Regions from separate parts of the Mus musculus genome. Here region 2 is linked to region 1. A link is a loop called in an ENCODE intact Hi-C map of the cell type or tissue named here. Cell type or tissue: left cerebral cortex. All regions are shown on one strand.

Region 1 (8,000 bases):
CCTAGAGGTGGCATTGGAGAATCCCTGGTGGAGATAGTCAACTCATTTTGGCTTTGTGACTGTATGTGTCTGCGAGCGTGCGAGCGTGCGTGCGTGCGTGCGTGCGTGCGTGCGTGGCCAGAGAAGTATGCTGAGTCCCCTTGAGTTGAAGTTTCAGGCAGTTTTGAGCCGCCTGATATGGGTTCTGGAAATGTAACTCTGGTTCTCTGCAAAGAGCAGTATGGGCTCATAACAGCTCAGCAATTGCTCCAGCCCCTGTGGTGCCGGTGGAACAGTGTCACCAGACAAAAACTGGGAAGGTTGAGTGGATTTAGAAACCCCGGTAATTTCCGTGTCTGAGAATGGTAGGCATTTTATCTATTCCTGACCTGGTTCCTGTCCTGGGGCACATGGCCACGACACTCCTCATGGGGATCGTTTCAACTAGTGACACAGTACAAAGCAAAGAGTTCTCCATGTTAATGAAGTATCTAGAAAGGCCCTGGTGGGTCAATAAGCTTCTCTTTCCAGACCTTCCTTTCTGTAAAAGGTATTAAATCTCTGGTCTACCCTGAGTAACTCCTACATATCTATTTTCTACTACCTGTAAATAGTTTGGACAAGGACCATCTCTCCCATCAAGAACCGCCATGGGGGAGGAGAGAGGCTTCATCATACAGAGCCTCACCAAATAAGTCCCCTGCAGAAGGCCTCTAGCACTCCAGACACTCACCCTGAGCTAAGCTGGATTCCCCCAACACCCCATCCTCGCCCTACCACCCCAACCCCTGCCTGCTCATCACAATCCCAACTCTTCGAGGTTCCTATCAGCACCTGGGTGCCCGGGAACTAGGGATCCTCAGCCTGCGTAGTTTCTTACCCTGGCTGGGGCCCCCATCTTAGGCTCAGTTCTGCCATCCCTGCACCCTGATGGTGATAAGGATGGTATGTAGCCTAGCCCCACCCCTTTGTTTGCCCAAGCAGCGCTCATACACCCCAGCTGCAAGGCTGAACTCAGACCACAAGTCCCCGTGAAACAGTTCTTAGATTTAAACACTAAAAGTTGTATTTATCATTCTTATCCTGGACAGTTGTTCTCTACTTGTGTGTTTAAAGATATGTTTAGTGTTCTAAAATCCTGAAAGCGTCCTTCCAAGTTTTAAATTTTTACCTCTCGAGTCTAAATCCACAACCCATCTGTTATGATTCACTATGAAATGTTCCCCCAGTGGGTTCATGAGTGAACGCTCAGCTGGAGGTGCGATTTGAGGAATTTCTGAAAACCTTACGATGTTAGGCCTGGCTACAGAAGTAGGTCGCCAGACTCCTGCCCTTTGAGGTATGTTTGCCCTGACCTCTTCCTGTCTGCTTCCCTGTACTTCCTGTCAACAGTTAAACGAAGACATTCCAGTGCTCTGCTGCCCAAACCCATCAAGTCAAATGACCACAGACAAAAATCCTTTAAGACAGTGAGCCCAAATGGACCCTTCGACTTTTTGGTTGTGTATGACCGGCATTCAATCGCAGCTGTGGAAATCCAATATGACATCAATATTACTTCTGACTCTCATGTGCCATTTCCTTTTCAAACTTTAAGCTGGATTATACATCCTTTGGATTAACTGAATAATGTTTTTTAGTTACTGAGGGGACTCTAGAGTGTACTGTGAAAGTTCTCCTGACCCAAGTGACTCCATCTGAAAAGATCTTCCCTCCGTTTCTATACACTGCCCCCCCCCCCCCCCCAGCCACAAGGTCTGGTTCTTAGCTGGTCCTCCTGGGTTCTTAGTGCACTTGCTGTAGTGTCCCTGAGGTAATCTCATCTATTTCTGGGGCTTTTCACTGGTGATTCCTAAGACTGAGTCTTGACCTTACATCATCTCCCTCAACCCCTTACCTCCCCCACTCGAATGTCTCCTGACATCCAAAATGATCATGTTTGAAACTGAGCCCTCGGTCTTCTTCTGTTCATCATCCCCTCTTCCCCAGTTCAGTAAATGTCACCTCCTTCCACCACATCCCACGTCAGATGCTAAAGGGTCACCTTTGACGCCTCGCTCCTGCCTCACCTGCTTTGCTCACTGTGTGTCTGGGATCTGTTTTGTCCTCTCTTCTCTGTGAAGCATTTGTCACATGTCTCCTGATGATGAGACTGTCTCCCTGTCTCTTCGTTATTCCCGCTGCTTTGACCCCAGTTCCCTTCCAAACATTTTTCCCAAAAACAGAAGCCAGACTGACCTTGCAAAGATATGAATGGATCACTCAACATTTAATTTTCCAAATTAAAAAAAAAAGATCTCAAACTCTTAACATTATCTGGAGAGTGCCCTGTCATTAAAGGACATCATGTCTCTCTGGTTAATCCAGGTTTCCTTGGGGACAACCTAGAGCATTGCTCCTTCATCTGTCCCTCAGATATCAGTTTCTGACCATCCCTTCCTGTGCTAGACCATCTCACAGGCACTTAGACTCTTCCTCACGTCATCTGTGGGATTTGAGACTAGAGATTTGATCATTAATCTGTTGTCTTCATCCTCACCAGACTCTGGTACCTTGGAGCAGGGACTACTCTGTATCCTTACTGCTTACATTGTATCCTTACTGCTTACATTGTATCCTTACGGCTATCTCTGCAGGACACAGTACCTGAAGCCTATATTAGGAACTTAAGAAGCCTCTATTAAATGTAGCAGACTCATGGAGGAGCTAAAGGATAGTCAGAGCTCTTAGAAATAGGACTCCAAACGTCTGACTCCAGGCATGTTTCTTTGAGAAAGATGCTGGGAAGATCACCCTGTGGCTGGTCTCGAGTATATTGATAAACTTGCCTCTTAGGCATCTCCACCTGCTGCCCAGGCATTTCCCACTTTCTTCCAAAGAGTCCTCTATAAAAGGGAAACAAGAAAAGGGAGCAAATGCACCCAGCTCAGAAGTCTGCCGGGCTGTATTGGCTGCTTCCACTGATTATCACTGTTACTTTGAGAGGAGACATAATTAGTGCATTAGGACTTAATTGTAGCATAGACAGATGCACCAGATCACCCACCACCTAAGTTTACTCAGAGCTTTGGACACAGTAAAAGCAAGAGTAGCACTCAGTATCGGTGCGGTGATATCGCCCCCCAGTGGCTCTTGGTGACTTAATCACAGCAGCAGCATCCCAAAAGCCACTGTTAGTCCAGAAGGACTCCAGCTTCCACAGAGGGCTGGGAGAGAGTCCTCACCTTCACTTGTCTCAGAGTAAAGCTAGAAAGGGAGTCTCCCCCGCCCCAACCAGCACCCTTTTCTTAAAGGAGACCTGAAAACATTGTTGTCCCTTCTCTGGCACTGTCTCAATAAACAATTGGCATAGCTATTTGGTTTTGGAAAAGAATCCAACAGGAGCTGGTAGGTCCATGCTTAGATGTTCAGACAGGAAAAATTATGTATGAGATCACAGAACTAACTACTGCCAACTACGAGACTTCTGAAATCACGGGCAACCATTGCCACATGTCCTTAGGAAGTGTTGTTGTTCAAGTGGCTTCAGGCTTCTATGACAAGTCTCATTAAGGAGCCCAGGCTGCCTTAGAACTCATTATGTGCCCCAGGCTAGCTCAAACTGGCATCTATTCTCCTGCCTCAGCCTCCAAGAGCTGAGACTGCAGACATGAGCTAGATACCACACACAACTAACCTGTCAGTTACTTGGAAGAGTAGGTTTTTTTTGAGGGGGGAGGGGAAGGTGCTGTGGCATTGTTTTTGTTTGTTTGGGGAAATTGGTTTTTTAATCTTTGGAAACTTATCCAAAGATATTACCATGCTTTTTTTCTTTACTTCAATTATGTTTTCATTTCTCCCTTCCTGGTCTTGTGCTATGACTTTATGCCATTCAATGTATTTTCCAGTTATACATACATATATATATATATATATTTGGGGTGTGTGAAGTTATCCATCAGTGCATGATAACCTTTGGGGGTTTTAATCTTTTCCTTCATAAGTTTTACTTGGAGTAATTTCATTGCTATGTCTTCTAGGTCTCTCATATTTTCCTCAGTAGTATCTAATAGGTTGTTAATCCCATTGAATTCAGTTTGTTTTTTTTAAATCTCATACATGAAAGTTTCAGATTCAAAAGTTCATTTGGCCTTGGCCGTGGTAGAACATGCCTTTGATCCCAGCACTTGAGAGACAGAGGCTGGTGGGTCTCTGTGAATTTGAAGCCAGTCTGGTCTACACAGTGAGTTCCAGGACAGTCAGGACTATACAGAGAAACCCTGTCTTTAAAACAAACAAACAAAAAAGAAAAAGAAAAAAGAAAGAAAAAATAGAAAAGCCCATTCGGATCTTTTTGATATTTCTCATGTTCCTATTCATTCTCTCTGATTCTATGAGTCTATGAGTGTACGTGATATAATAATAAAACATGTGTCCTGGTGACATTTAACTGTCCATTTGACACACAGCCTAGAGTCACCTGAGAAGGAGGTCTTGATTTTGAAAATAACCAGATCTGATTGGCTTGTAGACATGTCTGGGGTCAACAAGACTGATTACTTATAATTGATTATTAATTGATAATAATAGTAGGAGGGCCCGGCCTACTTGGGAAGTGACATTCCTGGAGAGATGAAGCATGTGTCTTAGGACAAGCCAGCCATCAGTGTTTGTCCACGACTTCCCCTTTAAGATCTTGCTTGAGTTCCTGCCTGGACTTCTCTCAGTGATAGACTATGACAAGGAGGAAGTGCCAGAAAAATCCTTTCTAAATTGCTGTGGTTGTTCATCACAGCAACAGAAAGGAAACTAGAACAAACGCTAGTGTCTTGGTTTAGAATTCAAACATGCATACTATTCCTGGAAAAGGTCCCACTGGTCTCCTAGAATTATGGTTCCATCTTTTCCTGCTTCATTGCCTGGCAAGACGTCAGATAGATGTCAGATTTAATCAGTTTTTACTTTTGGGGTCACAGGGTTGTTTCAGGTCCAGAATTTCTGAACTGAGTTTTTGGTGTGCAATTTCATTGCTTGGGCTCGGTTTCAGGTCTTGCTTCTTTCTCTCTTATTTGGCACTAGGTGCATTTTGCATGCATGCATACGAGGCAATCATTCTGCAGCTATGCAGCATGCCAACGCTGGGCCTTCCTTTTACAGCATGTTAAGTAAGATCAAGCAGTAAAGAGGGAAAGGCTAACTTTTTCCCACTACTAAATCTGTCTTCCAGTCTGACTGGTGTGAATGGGTACCCACAACTCTATGCCCCCTCCTCTCTGCTTCTTTTTAGGAATTTCCCTCTCTGCTTTGGGTAACTCTCTCCTGCACTAATGTAAATGAGTCTTCACTACTCCAGCCTCTGCAACTCTCCACAACCCTTCCTCTGGCTAACCTGAGCTTCTGGCGCTCTTACAAATCCGAGCCATCCTTGTCCTGCCTGGCCTCTCTTCTCAGCTGAGTCCCTTGCCCATTCCTAGACTCCACTCAGGTGTATTCCCCATTCAGTCTTTATAGCTTGGAGACTTCCTCTGGGCAGACACTTGGGTAGAGGCTCACCCGGGTGGTGTCCATTTCACAGGGATTCCCTGTCCCACACTGTCTGGTGCCCCAGGTCCAAGGACTTGACAGCCAGGTTGCATATAATGTCATTTGTTTTTAAGGACAGAAAACACCTCTTCCATGACTCCACAAGGATGGGCGATTGAATTCTCTGGACCATGATGCACCAGGAGAAAAGGCTATGGGAAGTTATCATGGTATCTTGATATATGGTAATTGTACAGTTGGAGTAATTTTACTTTTAACCTTGCCTTTTCCTTGTCCTATTGGTCTGAAGGGCCAGGTGCAATAATTCATCTTTCACCTTAGAAGGGATATATCTGCATGCCCCACACCACTGAACTCCTAAGAATTTCACTGAGGAAGAATTTTGGTTAGATTTAGCTTCCATCCTCTGATACACATATGTTGTAGGAAATAAATATATATATATATATTTCCTATGCTCTGGCAGACAATGGCTGACCTGTTCTTATCTCATGGAGACTCTATGACTCGGAGCTCCAAAATCTCTCCACCCAGGTCACTAAGTTCCCACTGGCAGGTTGCTACCACACCAGCCACATGCTTTAAACCCCCCCCCACGGCCTTTTGTGGTGCACATCTGGCAAACCCACGCGTTGCCACCCTACCTTTCTCTCTGGAACCCAGTCAAACTGCTGCATGAAGAGAAATGCCACACAAACTTAGTTCAGAAACAATGGTAACTCAATCTCTGGGCACAACAACTAGAATCCTAATTTTGTAAGCCATATTAAATCTAAATCCTCCAGTGGCAAATCCTGGCGGTTCTACCATAGAAACTGGAAGACACTAGCAGCTCCATCTTGTCCTTATGCTATTCCCATCAAAAAGCCCCTCACTCTCTCCTGCTTACTCTCTTCCTCCATCCAACCCGGAAGTTCCACCTACGTGCCCAGTGATTGGCCCCTTATTCATTGGGGGAAGGTTCACAAGAAGTCGCCTGAGTAGGTGGCTCATTCCTCATTCCAGACAACCCCTCCTGGGAAAGCAGAATTAGCATCAAAATACAGGCATCACCAGGGCCATCCACAACAAGCATGTGTGTTACCAATGAGTCCAAAGTGGTTGCTACCTCCTGCTCATTTGGTCCAATCAGCATAATGTCATCAATATAGTGCACCAATGAGATATTTTGTGGAAGAGATAAGACTATCAAGATCCCTTCTAACTAAGTTATGGCACAGGGCAGGAGAGTTAATATATCCTTAAGGCAAACTATAAAGATATACTGCTGGCCTTGCCAACTGAAAGCAAATTGCTTCTGGCAGTCCTTATAGGCAGGTACTAAGAAGAAGGCATTTGCTAGATCAATAACTTCATACCAGGAACCAGGAGATGTGCTAATTTGCTCAAGTAAGGAAACTTATGTCTGCTACAGCAGCTGATTTAGTTTTCGATAGTCAGCTGTTGTTATCCATGATCCATCTGTCTTCTGCACTGGCCAGGTAGGAGAGTTAAAGGGAGATGTGGTGGGAACCACCACCCTGCATTTTTCAAGTCCTTGATGGTGGCAGTAATTTCCGTAATTCCTCCAGGAATGCGATACTGTTTTTGATTCACTATTTTCTTTGGCAGAAGCAACTCAAAAAAGGCTTCGATTTAACTTTTCCAACCATAATAGCCTTCACTCCACAGGTCAGTAAACCAATGTGAGAATTTTGCCAATTTCTAAGTATATCTATCCCAATTATACATTCTGGAACTGGGGAAATGATCACAGGATGTGTTTGGGGACCTACTGGACATACTGGGAGTATCAGCGAAAACTCCATAAATCACCTGGCCTCCATAAGCCCCTACTTTAACTGGAATGCCACAATGTTTCTTATTAACACATCTCCTGGTACCTGATATGCAACTATTGATCTAGCAAATGCCTTCTCCTGGAATCTCCTAGGATCTCCTGGAATCAGCATCAATTCAGAGCCAGTATCCAACAGACCCTAGAAAGCCTGATTATTTCCTTTCCCCCAGTGTACAGTTACCCTTGTAAAAGGCGGTGGGTCCCTCTGGGAAAGAATTTGAGAAAGGCTAACAGCAAAACATTTAGGTATCTTATCAAGATCCTTCCTCAGGGGAACCTGCCCACCCCTTTACTCAAGGGGTTCTAGGTCTGCAAACTAGCTCAAGTCTGGAAATTGAGTCACTGGCCAAGATTGCCTTTTGCCACAATCCAACATAGTCTTTCTTTCATTTGTTTGAGAAGTTTTGGATTTATACAGATCAAACAGAATTGCAGTAGGCTTCTTATTTATTTCGAGCCTGGAAACACCATAATTGGTTAGCCGATACCAAAGGTCCGAATGAGTCATGCCATTATAAATTTCACCTCTCCAGTGCTGACCATTATGGGCTAGGTCATTATAAACATTGTTTTGTCTATACTGTCTATTATAATAGCTACAATCACCTTGTCTCTGGTGATTCAATGCTGCCACCCGGCCCTTGTTACCTCAGGGTCC
Region 2 (8,000 bases), 79 kb before region 1:
TGCTAATATTAAAATTAAGTTGGTCATTGACGTGATAAAGAAATTAACCTAGACTACGTATAAACCAACATTAACCATCTTTTGGTATATGTATGCATGTATATATGTATGTATACATGCATGTATCTCTTTTTATATCTATCCATCTATTTATCTATAATCTATCTATCTATTATCTATCTAATCTGTCTGTCTGAATAGCTATTCTATTTGCTTATCATCTAACATCTATATCAATCAACTATCTATTTGCTACTTGCCTACCTACCTACATATATGTACCTACCTACATACTTATCTATCTACCTATTATCTATATATTATCTATCTATTCTATTGTGATACACAGATCCACCTAGTACATTTTGCCAGTATGTACCCTGTATTTACACACTGTCTTAGCCCGACACTGCCAGGATACTTGATCTCGCTGTTTTAAATGAGCAAGATTGCTACATTAAAATGTATCTTCTTCGACCATGATCATTTAGTCTGCAAGGCTGCAGAGAAGACCCTTAGCAATGAAAGCTGGTGGAGAGTGAACTTATGCACATTGTGAGACAGGCTTGAAGGTTGTGAGGATGTGCCTCAGGCTGCAGGTGATACCTTTGGACTGTTGTCAAGCAGTGAAAAAGGAGCCTGAGGACATCTGTGAAGGGAACAGAGCAGTTATGGAGAACAGGGGAAGATGAGGGCAAGGGGGCATGGCAGAGCAAGGGGCGTGGCAGAGCAAGGGGCGTGGCAGAGCAAGGGGGCGTGGTGATAGATATCCCATCTCAGCACAGGTGTTCTCAGTGCAAATACAAGAAGGGGAACGGTGTCTCTGAAGCAGGTAATACTGCCTGTCCCTCTTACTTCAACACTCAAACTGCCAACCTGTTTTTATTTCAAGCTAGAAATTTCCTTTTCTTGCTGCTTTTAGCATTTATGTCTGAACACTGGGGTGCTGCAATAATGCACTGGGACCATGTACTAGAAAGGAGACGTGGTAACCCTGGGCCCTTCATCACAAAGACTATTTGGAGATATTTTATATAGCTAGAAGCACAACATGAGGCATACAATGTTGCTATGACTAACTGTTTCATTTATTGGGTATTTACCGTAAGAAACTTGACTATTTTTTTTTTTTGATAAGTGACTGTCTATTTACTTGTTCAAATAAAAATGATTTTGTTACCAAAGTTACATGAAATCAGAGTCACTCAAAGGCCTCTGTGGAATCTTCTGTCCATTATCCATCCCTACAGTGTCGGAAGAGGACTTGGGTCCTAATGCTGGTTGTTACTTGGGAAATAAGTCAGGAAAAAAAATCGTTGGCTGAAGTGAGATGATACAGTGTTTCAGGGAATTTGGCCTAAGTCCAGAGCTGGCCTCTGTCACTTTAGTTCTTAGAACACATGGAAGAGGATGACATAGGCACACACTTATGACATCCTACCTTGGTCTCCTTCCTGAAAGAAAAAGGAAATCAAACACAGTGGGAAGGCCTATCTAGAAAAAAGAAAATCACACAGAGAGAAGGATGGAATTCTAGGTGAGGGTCCCATTCGTCCTATCTCCCTCCTAGAACCTACTTCTGGGGTAATGGGCAGATGGGTTTCTCCCTGGATTTCAGTACAAGCAAGTCTATTCTGATGCAATCTGTACACCTGCACACCCATGTGCACATGCATGTGTGTGCATCTCTGCCCTCATCTCTAGATAGGAAAGAAAGAAGAGAGAAGACAAACTGAGGGTAGATGCAGTCAAGAAGGCAGCAAAGGGAAACTGAGAAGCTACTGGAAGCAGAGGGCACAAGAAAGACGGAATGAGGAATTGTGACAACAGATGAAGGCTGGCTGCGGACCACTGTGGTTTGAATATGGAATACTCCCATAAGCTTGTATGTTTCAATGCTCATTCCCAAGCTGGTGGTGCTGTACTCAGGAGCATGATAGAGCCTTTAGGAAGCGGAGCCTTGGAGGGGGAAGAACTTCTCAAAGGAAGGGCTTCGAGGGTTTATGGCCTGGCCCCACTTCCGATTCTCCCTCTCTCCCTCTCTCCCTCTCTCCCCCTCCCTCTCTCTCTCCCCCCACTTCCCGTCGTGGTGGGATACAATCAGTCCTCTCCCTGTTCCTGTCACCATGCATTCCCTGGCTATCGCCATGTCTTCTCCACCCTGATGGAACTCTTTGTCTCTCCGAGTCTCTGGGCCAAAGTAAATCCTCTCTTCCCTAAATTGCTTTTGGTCACAGCATCAGGAAGAAAAACGGGATAGTCATGAAGCATAGAAGACACGGAGGAAGAATCTCGTCCCATCCGTCTTTCTGCCCGCTTGCTGCTTCCTGTTCACACCGGGCTTTGATTTGCTACTTTGGTAGGAATTGTCACATAGCCCTTGAGTCGAGTAGAGTGAAATCTGGGGAAGAAATACAAGAGGAGAGATAAAGGCAGGGAAGAAAGGACTGTCACCATTCCTTGACTTGGCCGCCCTCGTTTACCCCTGCACGGGATGCCGTTCTACCAGAAAGCCCTGCACGTTTAGCATCCCCCGCATGAAAATTGAAATTACTCACCTTTGGAAAAGGATGCATTTGTGACAGAGAAATAAAATGACCGTGTTCAGTCATCAGAGGCTGCTCTGCAAAGAATTTCCAGCTGGTTAACTTCTAAATAACAATCCATGCTATAATGAGGGCTGAAGGGTACTTGAGCTTGGCTCATGGGCTGCAAAAAGTGTCGGAATCTGTATTTCTATTAAACTTGGAGGGAGGCTGTTGATCCCAAGAAATAGCAAATGGTGGCAGTGGTCCATCTGTGTGCACAAGTATTTGAGAAATCAATGACAGGGTTTGAAGAAATAAATAAAGACTGATGTAAAAAGAAAAGGTATACTGAAAAAAATAGGTAGGAATTATGTAAACACTGAGTCCGGATAAAGATGTTTTAAGGGCTTAAGGAAAGTATGCCACAGCCCCTCCTAGCAAGAGATATGATGATGAGCTACCAGACCCTACGCCACTGAAAGTTCTAACCTAATTTGGATCCTGTGTTGAACAACCTCCCTGTGATGATCTGGCTTCCCAGAGAGCTGTGCTAACAGAGGCAAGAAGATATTTATCAGATGAGGGCCAATGTCTGAGCCATTCAAAGTTAAGCTTCCTTCTGCTGCCAAATTATACAGTTGGATTTTATGGATTTGTTTTAATATTCTAATTAAAAATCTCCTGTCTTTGAATTAAGGCCTTTAAAGTGCCTATCTTGTGCTTTTAGGGCTCAGTGAAGTGTTTGTGGTGCAAGCAAGGGGACCTGAGTTCAGACCCCCAGCACCTATGTATAAAGCCCAATGTGGTAGTGTGTGCCCGCAACTTCAGTGCTGTGGAGCTGGAGGCAGGAGGATATATGGAGCCAACTGATCAGCCAGCCTGTTAGAATGGATTAGTTCCAGACCAGTTAGAGACCTTGCCTCAAATACAGAAGAAGGTGGAGAGTGATGGAGGAAGACATCTGCCATCTGTCCTATTGGCGGATACCCCTTCCTGCTCAATGGTCATCCTTCATATTTTGACCAATGTAGAACTTTTCATCCACAACTGAGACCTGCTGATAGGAAATGTCACCTGATCGCTTGACCATTTCCCTCTTAAATGGCTTCTGCTTCCACTCTGCCCTTGAGCCAACCCCATATCTCCTTTACAATCTATCTTCTTTCTCTAGACTCAGTCATAACATCTCTCAAGTCTTCCAAGCGCATCTGTTGGTCTCTCTTTACACAGCACTTGGTACTTTTGTCTACAAGGTCCTGGATAGGTTACTTCAGCCCCATCTTCCTGCTAGGCATAAATGAGTTCTACAAGGGCAGGCAACGTGTCTCCAACAGTACAGAGTGTACATTTGTGCCCTGCACACAAATGGAAACCTGCGGGAAGGAACGAATCAATGTATTTCTCAGTTTGTCCTGTCTATTGTTCTTATTAAGAGCTATAAATATTAGGTGGGGCTACAGAACTGATGTATAAGAAAAGAAAGGTCCATAGGATAGCTGTTGTCTTTCTTCTTATCTTCACGCTTGCCTGACTACCCATACTCAAATCCATACCAGTGAGGGCAGGATAGAAACAGGGAAACAGCGGGGCTTCTGATGCCTTGGAGACTTCAAAGGATTCCAACAAGGTCTTTCTTAGAGTCTGGGCCAGGTGGGGGAAACATGGAGAGTTGGGGAGTACATTGGAGAGGATGAGGCAGCTCCTCAAAGTTCACCAGGAAAGCTGTGGCTTGGCAGAGGTAACAAGTGTGCAGAGGGAAGGTGGTGGGAAAAGATGAAGGCTCTGGCCAAGAGAAGGCCAGCCTTCCTGTTGGTTGAGACTCAGGCTACCAAGAACTGGCCACACAAATGTTCTAACCTGATCCATCCTTGCCTGGCTGTGTGTTTCCACAGAAGGGATAGAAGTCGGAAGCACTTCAAGGTTCTTGAATGAATAGGGGCTAAGAAGAAGTAAATTACCATTCTTATTACACGGAACTTGCTCTAGACAGAAACAGACAGTGCAATGCATAATTTCTTTAAAAAAAAAAAAAAGCTTGCTGTCACATTAGAAGCCAACTGGCTCTTAGGTCCTCTTAGGTAATTTGGCAGCTGTAGCACAGTGAATGTTGAGGAAGGTGAGTGTTTTTCCACTCTTCCAGAAGGTTGGAAGCAGAAACAGCAACACATTTTTTTTCATCAGTCTTTCCATCCTGTCCATCAAATTATGCTCTCAATTCAATGCTATACAAAAACATCCTGAGGACAGTGGAGACAGAGAACAGCATGAGCATCTGCAAGGCGAGCATCCTGAAAGGGCTGAAAGGAGGCGTGTGCAGGGTCCACGTGAATGCGTAGTCATCACAAAACGTAGCACATTAAAAAAGACTCAAAATAAACACCAGCCCATGAACTTCCTCCGTGCCTTCATTTTTACTGGCCCAAAGGGAATTTGTGTTTTAACTGCAAGATGTGCTGTCATAGCAGCTTTAGCAGAGCTGAGAGTGCCAGGAAAAGGAGGAGTTAGCTGGACGCCCTGTGCTCTGTGACAAACCAGGACATTCCGCAAGCAGTTAAAACTTATACAATAGCCACCGTCCATCAAACAGGCCAGCTATTCATGCCATCCGTTAGCACAAGGCAAGCAAGATCTGCTATTATTTGCCAGGGTTTCGGACCAAGGGCATAGCTAGAGGAAGTAGTGGCGTCTAGCCACAGACTTAGCCACAGCAAAAAGATTGGCTAATAATAGTTATGTTTATACCAGGGAGAATTGAAGCCACAGCAGAAGGGGGAAACTAGAGACATTACATTTTAGTGGAGCTAATTTTGGAAGAATGGAGCAAATGCCGGGGAAGTGAAGCAGGATAAAGCTATTGAGGAGAGAGCTGCGGAGGAAATAGAATGTGTTCAAAGGTAAATTGATGCATGGCCAGCAGCATACAAGCTACTCGGTCATAAATATCCCAGCAGAGGGAGAGAGAGCCGAGACAGATTATAAAGGGAAATCAATGGTTGGAGAAACAGAGGCATTGTAGAACACAAATTTGTGGGAGGATAGGAAAACCAGGACTGACAAGATGCTCTTTCGAGCATTGACGAATGAAAATAGAAATGCGGAAAGACAATTCCTTTGCTGAACAAATAGCTCTGTTTACACTTCCCTCCCGGTGGGGCCTGTCAGTCTGTAAATAGTCCTCACTGTGCTTCTGTGTCTGATGTCCACCTCAGTTCTCTGGATTTGCCTCAGGTTTTCTCCTGTGAGCTCTTGACGGAAGGTAGGATACTGCTTTAGCTTTAGAAGGTAAGATGGAGGGGAAGGGAGACCCACTTCAGAAAGTTACTGAAGATGTAGGTAGTGGCTACCTTGCCTGTTTTCATGCCCTCCTCGTGGGAACAAGAAACAGGAGTGGGGATTCCCAAGTTGTCAGTGACTTAAGTCCTTCTTACACACAACGGCGGGCGGGCCACGGATCTTATTAGTCGGCTTTCTGTTGTTCTAACAAAATACCTGAGATAATCAACTTTAAAAGAAGGAAAGGTTTGTTGGGGCTCTTGGTTTCCGAGTCTCCAGTTCAAGCTTACAGGGTGCATTATGGCAGAAGCGTGGAGAGAAGAGGTCTGTTTGCCTCCTGATGGCAGGAAGAAGGAAAGATGGAGGAGAAAGGGCCAGGATCCCATTATCCCCTCCAAGGGAACACGTGCAAAGTAACTAGGTTGTAGTAACCAGGGCAAATACCCTGGGTTGGGGCTTAAGGTTTCAACACAAACTTTAGGAGGACATTTGGGGTCATTGGACCCACACACTGATGGAAGGACAAGTGGGTCTGTTTGTCTGTCTTGCTGAGCCCTCAGTCACCCCTCTTGAGTAAGCAAGCTGAAGGCCAGGCCTCCTCCTGTGACTGTACACAAGGAGAAAAGGCACAAGCAGCCAACAGCATTAAGACCTGACTCCCCAGTAAGCGAGGCAAAGGGAAAACTAAAACTGGGAATTGGGAAAAGGAGAGTTGACAGCCCAGGGCCAAAGCACTGGTGAATGGCTCTAGGTAGCAGAGCAAAGGAGGGGAGTAATTATAAACTGTCTTCCAGTTCACAGAACTCAAATACTTTCACAGCAAACACACAGACTCTGTGATCCCCACCAATAGCAATAATCATCAGGTTTCAATTGGATGAAATTCAGGAATCTAGGGATCTAAGTTTGCTGGAAAACTCTCTTTTTCTTTCTTTCCTCGCCCCCCCACCCCCACCCCAGGGAGGATTTTATTTGTTTGTTTGCTTTCTCTTTTTGAGAATCTCATGCCTTAGTGTTGTGTTTGCATCGTTTCCAGCCCTCTCTCTCCATCCTCCCAACTCTTCCTATGTCCTCCCCATCCTTTCTCAGATTCATGACCTCTTCTTACTTAAGTGTCATTATTACACACACATGTACATACACACATACGTATATGCAAATGCAACCTACTGAGTCTGCTGAGCTCATACGTGTGCGTGTTTAGGACTGACCATTCGGGATTGGATAACCTGTCAGGGAGCTGTCCCTGGAGGAGGCAGAGTCTCTGTCTTTCAGCAGCTGTTAATTGCCCGTAGCTCTTAATCCTTTGTTACAAGGACTCGGGAAAATTATTTTTAGGATTTAGAGTTATTAAGTCTCTAGTTCTCCATCTAGAGGCTGGGATAGGAACTACTGGATGTAGAGACTCCCATAAGCCCTACTCCTGTGAGTCTTTGCAAGAACTGTGCTTGGACTAAGGTAGCATAACTGGTTACAGTTTCCACATCTTGCCTTCATGATCAAGGTAGGTATGCTCGCTCCCTCATCAAGAAGTCTGATGCCTACGATTCCAAAACGGAATCCAAGTCCTGAACCACTGTGAAGATTAAAAACACTAAGGGGACTCTCGAATTCCGATGAAGAAAAGACCATCTCTGGTTCTCAGGGCATCGATGATGGGAACGCAGACAAGGGCTTGACTTAAATGATGTCTTTTCTGACATGAATGCCATCCCAGAACCTCAGAATGTAATCATAGGTCAAAATGGGGTTGTTTTACACATAATTAGTTAAAATGAGGTCATGCCGCCCAAAAGTTGACCCTTAATTCTGTGCCTGGTATTCTTACATAAAGGCTGGGTGAAGGAAAAACAGATGGACAGCTACAGCAAGGAAGAAAAGGTCACAGAGAGAGACAGAGCAGAAGTCAGAGGGGTATAACTATAAGCCAAAGGGTTCTGAGAACTGCCAGGGATCACCAGCAGCTAACCAAGGCAAGGAAGAGGTCTACCATGGATCCTTCAGGTGAGCATGGCCCATGCTGGGAGCTTGAAGTCAAAAGCATGGGCTTCTAAAACTGAGAGAGACCATCTGTTGGTTTTAGCCAATCATGTAGAACTGTGTTACATACCGGGGCTGTTGACAGAAACTCTGACTATTGAGAAGTGGTGTGCAGAACAGACTAACTTCAACAATCTGGACAAGGACCTTGAAAGCATA

The links. Peaks named below come from ENCODE experiments on the same cell type or tissue, not always from the same donor. Only the 100,000 strongest peaks of a DNase experiment are listed, where the experiment ranks them.
Region 2: it touches region 1 in a loop (2.5-fold over the local background); 13 of 42 quality-filtered maps call a loop at or near these places.

The regions. Positions count from the first base shown.
Region 1 is chr13:46,254,925-46,262,924 of GRCm38, forward strand. No RefSeq gene overlaps it. Among named protein-coding and RNA genes, the nearest start is that of Stmnd1, 15 kb to the right of the region's middle. In left cerebral cortex, a CTCF peak has its summit at 3,101 (motif pointing left); DNase peaks (open chromatin) are centred at 1,154 and 3,102.
Region 2 is chr13:46,175,869-46,183,868 of GRCm38, forward strand. No RefSeq gene overlaps it. Among named protein-coding and RNA genes, the nearest start is that of Stmnd1, 94 kb to the right of the region's middle. In left cerebral cortex, a CTCF peak has its summit at 7,180; DNase peaks (open chromatin) are centred at 4,928, 5,656 and 7,171; H3K4me3 peaks cover 973 bases; H3K27ac peaks cover 1,222 bases.